2 separate regions of the Homo sapiens genome follow, and region 1 is linked to region 2. The links are chromatin loops, found by intact Hi-C in ENCODE. Cell type or tissue: CD4-positive, alpha-beta T cell. All regions are shown on one strand.

The links. A loop is a pair of places that touch in the nucleus more often than their neighbours do. Peaks named below come from ENCODE experiments on the same cell type or tissue, not always from the same donor. Only the 100,000 strongest peaks of a DNase experiment are listed, where the experiment ranks them.
Region 1: a loop joins it to region 2, with 2.6 times the contacts of the local background. A loop is called at or near these places in 4 of 110 quality-filtered maps.

What each region holds. Positions count from the first base shown.
Region 1 is chr12:46,458,996-46,461,495 of GRCh38, forward strand. All of the region lies in intron 2 of SLC38A4-AS1 (SLC38A4 antisense RNA 1), which reads left to right. The region is part of intron 1 of LOC124902923 (a long non-coding RNA gene); the gene reads right to left. Among named protein-coding and RNA genes, the nearest start is that of SLC38A4-AS1, 77 kb to the left of the region's middle. In CD4-positive, alpha-beta T cell, no CTCF peak of the experiment used is centred here; a DNase peak (open chromatin) is centred at 1,346; H3K4me3 peaks cover 866 bases; H3K27ac peaks cover 1,962 bases.
Region 2 is chr12:46,511,159-46,513,658 of GRCh38, forward strand. The region is part of intron 3 of SLC38A4-AS1 (SLC38A4 antisense RNA 1); the gene reads left to right. Among named protein-coding and RNA genes, the nearest start is that of SLC38A4-AS1, 130 kb to the left of the region's middle. In CD4-positive, alpha-beta T cell, no CTCF peak of the experiment used is centred here; no DNase peak of the experiment used is centred here.

The DNA of each region.
Region 1 (2,500 bases), 52 kb before region 2:
TCTTCTGATTCTTTGTCCTGGATTACAACTCCCTCTTGTCACCTACCCTCATCATAGAAACTCATCTTTAAATACTCTTAATTGACCACATCTCTCTATTCTGTAATTCTAGTTTGCAGAATAAGCTCTCCTAGATATATCATCTGATGACTATTCCAGTTTGCTGTGCTTTCTATTTTTCACATCTTGTGTTATTTGAAGACGTTTATATTTACCTAATCCCCCTAGCAGCCCCAGGGGAAAGCAGGATGCCATGAGGCTCCGAGCACGCTGACTGTCTACATTCATTGGTCAGAAGGAACAATATTCACTCCTCTTTGGTTTTCACACAAGTCACTACTTTCTTGACTCAACCACACATCCCTTCCTTTGTTATGCTTGTATTTGAGTCATTGCTCCTGCTGATAACCAAATGCTGTTTTGCCATGTTCTTTTCTTTTTTCTACTCTTTGGAAAGTCTAACGACTTGCTCCTTTTCTGTCCCCTACAGAGAGGGCAATGGCTCATGCCTGTAATCTCAACATGTTGGGAGGCTGAGGTGGGCAGATCACATAAGGCAACAAGATCGAGACCAGCCTGGCAAAACTCCATCTCTATTAAAAATACAAAAATTAGCTGGGCATGGTGGCGTGCACCTGTGGTTCCGGCTACTTGGGAGGCTGAGGCAGGAGAATCGCTTGAACCCGGCAAGTGGAGGTTACAGTGAGCTGGGATCGCTCTACTACACTTCAGCTTGGGTGACAGAACAAGACTGTGTCTCAAAAAAAAAAGTAAAAACTAATATTAAGTTGACCTATTACTGTGGATTTAACTAGTACAGTTAGTGTGTTTTCTATGCAGGAGGGGGATGGAGGAGGGAGGAAAGCAGCTGTTATTATAAAACTGTAGTATATGTTTTAAAAACAGTTATAATTTTTATCTTTTTTCTATTCTTAGAAGCAATACGTCTCACACTTCAGGGCTAAAATGTACTTCTCTTCCTCTTCTAAAATCCTGGATACAAATCCTTGGTCTTAAGTTCTCTTTTCCATTCCAGGACACTTTCTAGCCAAAAGTGGAGGTTGCGTTGATCAGGAAGGGTTAGGCAACCTTTGTTGTTGAAGGACAATTTTGATGGAAGGATCCTGTCCCAGTCCCTCCCCTCCCCTCTTCTTCCTCTTCCTCCCCCTTATGATTTGCTGAGCTCTTCAAACACTTTGTCCCTGGGATCACCCTCGCCTCTGGGATGGAGCGCTCCATTGTGGCACCCTTATACCTTGCAAGTGCCTTCAGCAGTGCTTCCGTCAGCCTTGGAGGGTATAATCTGGAGCTGGAGGTTTCTAAGCAGTCAGGCTGCTGTGAGCATGATGTTTTGGTGTGTTTGCACCAGCTTCCTGTTGCAGAGTTTGGGAAGTGAATCTGGTAACTGCCTGAACAGAAACACTTCCCCTTACTTTCTACATCAAAGAGAAGTTATGAAGTTACCTGACATTGGTGTCACTTTTTAGGAGTAAGGACAAAGCATTGTGTTTTAAGGAGACTACATAAATAGGGAAAGGACCTCAGCTTCAGCTAAAAGAGGTCACACAATTTCTTTTAGCCTCAGTTTCCTCTTATGTAAGATGAAGTGATACTATGCCCCTTGCATGGTTGTTATGAGAAGGCAATGAGATAATTTAAATGAAGTGCCAGGTACCTTGCGGGGGGCACTTAATAAGTGGTAGCCATTTCTGTTATGGAGAATAGGTTCTGTTTTGTATAAGTGTTGTGGACTATGTCTTCTGAAGTTTGTTTTGTGAGTTGCAGTCATGTGATTCATATTTCCAGTATAGCCCCTGTACACTGTGTAGGTGTTTATACCCACTTTTGCCAGTGGAGTGAGAGCTCCTGCAGGAAAGAGAGGCATGGTGTGCTTGCTTATCTACGTGCTGGGGTAGAGAGGCATGGAAGGAAGGGCCAAAGAGCTCAGGCTGGAGCTAGGCTGTCTGAGTTTAAATGCTGCTGCTAAGTTAGTAGCTGTGTAAACTCAGGCAAGTTACTCAGCTTCTCTGTGTTTCAGTTTCGTCATCTGTAGAATAGAGACACTACTGTATACTACCTCATAGAGAGGTTGTAAGAATCAAATGAAAAAATTCACAGATATATGTAAAAGGCTTAAAACAGCATCTGGCTCAGGGTATACTGTTACTATGTACAGCATACATCAGACTCACTGTATGGTGAGTGCTCCCTAAATGCAAGCTTGCAAATGAGTGGGAAGTAGAGCATCCCTCTTTCTCTGTGTTCTATAGGGATCCCAAATAGAGGTGTGAACTACACGTGCTTATAAGAGATAGAATATCAAGTAGAATTTAGATTCCTGTATATGGGAGAACATTCCTCTTCTGCTGGACTCTGTTTCTGCTGCACCCTTGATTTCCCTCCCGTTTGGTATTCCCAGGGTTCCTGTTCATATCTCTTTGGTCATATCTCCTGGTCATATCTCTGGTGGTCAGTTCTGTGGGGACAGCACTATGTCCAA
Region 2 (2,500 bases):
TGTCGTGAAATCTTTGCCTATTCCTGAGTCCAGTATGCCATTGCCTAGGTTGTCTTTCAGGGTTTTTATAGTTTTGGGTTTCACATTTAAGTCTTTAATCCATCTTGAGATGATTTTTGTATATGGCATAAGGAATGCGTCCATCTTCAATCTTCTGCATATGGCTAGCTGGTTATCCCAGCACCATTTATTGAATAAGGTCTTTCCTCCATTGCTTGTTTTTGTCAGCTTTGTTAAAGATCAAATGGTTGTAGATGTTCAGCCTTATTTCTGGGCTCTCTATTCTGTTCCATTGGTCTGTGTGTCTGTTTTTGTACCAGTAACGTGCTGTTTTGGTCATTGTAGCTTTGTGGTATAGTTTGAAGTCAGGTAATGTGATTCCTCCTCTGCTTAGGCTTGCCTTGGCTATTCAGGCTCTTTTTTGGTTCCATATAAATTTTAAAATATTTTTACTAGTTCTATGAAGAATGTCATTGGTATTTTTATAGGAATAGCATTGAATCTGTAAATTGCTTTGGGCACTGTAGACATTTTAATACTATTGATTCTTTCTATCCATGAGAAGGGGATGCTTTTACATTTGCTTGTGTCTTCTCTGATTTATTTGAACAGTGTTTTGTAAGTTTCATTGTAGAGATCTTTCATTTTCCTGGTTAGGTGTATTCCTAGGTATTTTATTTTGTGTGTGTGTATGGCAATTGTGAATGGGATTGCCATTCTGATTTGGTTCTGTTTGGTTGTTGTAGTTGTATAGGAATAATAGTAATTTTTGTACATTGATTTTTTTATCCTGCAACTTTGCTGAAGTTGTTTATCAGTTGAAAGAGCTTTTTGGGCTGAGACTATGGGGCTTTTTAGATATAGAATAATGTCATCTGCAAACAGAGATAGTTTGACTTTCTCTCTTCCTATTTGGATGTCCTTTATTTCTTTCTCTGGCCTGATTACTCTGACTAGGACTCCCAATACTACGTTGAATAGAAGTGGTGAGAGAAGGCATCCTTGTCTTGCGCCAGTTTTCAAGGTGAACCCTTCCACCTTATGTTTATTTTGTATAATGTTGGTTGTGGGTTTGTCATAGATGGCTCTTATTATTTTGAGGTTTGGTCCTTCAATACCTAGTTTGTTGAGAGTTTTTTTAACATGAAGGGATGTTAGATTTTATCAAAAGCCTTTTCTGCATATATTGAGATAATCATGTGGTTTTTGTCTTTAGTTCTGTTTATGTGATGGATCACATTTATTGATTTGTGTGTCAAACCCACCTTCCATCCTGGGGATTAAGCCTACTTGATTGTGGTGAATTAGCTTTTTGATGTGCTGCTGGATTTGGTTTGCAAGTGTTTTATTGAGAATTTTTGCACTGATGTTCATCAAGGGTACTGACCTGAAGTTTTCTTTATTTGTTGTGTTCTGCTGGGTTTTGGTATCAAATGATGCTGGCCTCATAGAAATAGTTGCAGAGAAGTTCCTTCTCCTCAATTTTTTGGAATGGTTTCTGTAGGAATAGTACCAGCTCTTCCTTGTACACCTTATAGAAATCGGCTGTGAATCTATCAGGTCCTGGGCTTTTTTTTTTGTTGGTAGGCTATTACTGATTCAATTTCAGAGCTCATTATTGGTCTGTTCAGGGAATCAATTTCTTCCTGGCTCAGTCTTGGGAGGGTGTATGTGTTCAGGAATTTATCCATCTCTTCTAGGTTTTCTAGTTTGTGTGTTTAGAAATGTTCATAGTAGTTTCTGATGATTGTTTGCATTTCTGTGGGGTCAGTTGTAACATTTGCTTCATTACTTCTAATTGTGTTTATTTGAATCTTCTCTCTTTTCTTCTTAAGTAGGCTAGGTAGTGGCCTATTTTATTGATTTTTTTTCAAAAAAACAACTCCTGGATTTGTTGATCTTTTGAATATTTTTCTGTCTTGATTTCCTCCAGTTCAACTCTGATTTTTGTTATTTCTCATCTTCTGCTAGCTTTGGGGTTAATTTGTTCTCGCTTCTTTGATTCTTTCAGTTGTTAAGTTGTTAATTTGAGATTTTTTTTTTAGCTTTTTGATGTGGGCATTTAGTGCTATAAATTTCTCTCTTAACCCTGCCTTAGCTGTGTCCCAGAGATTCTGATATGTTGTATCTTTGTTCTCATTATTTTAAAAGAGCTTATTGATTTCTGCCTTAACTTCATTATTTACCCAGAAGTCATTCAGTAGCACGTTGTTTAATTTCCATGTAATTGTATGATTTTGAGCAATTTTCAGTGTGTTGACTTGTATTTTTATTGCACTGTGGTCTGAGAATGTGTTTGGTATGATTTTGGTTCTATTTGTTGAGGATTGTTTTATGTCCAATTATGTGGTTGACTTTAAAGTATGTGTCATGTGGTGATGAGATAAATGTATATTCTGTTGTTTTGGGTAGAACCTTCTGTAAAGGTCTATTGGATCCGTTTGGTCCAATGCTGAGTTACCATCCTGAATGTCTTTGTTAATTTTCTGCCTGGATGTTC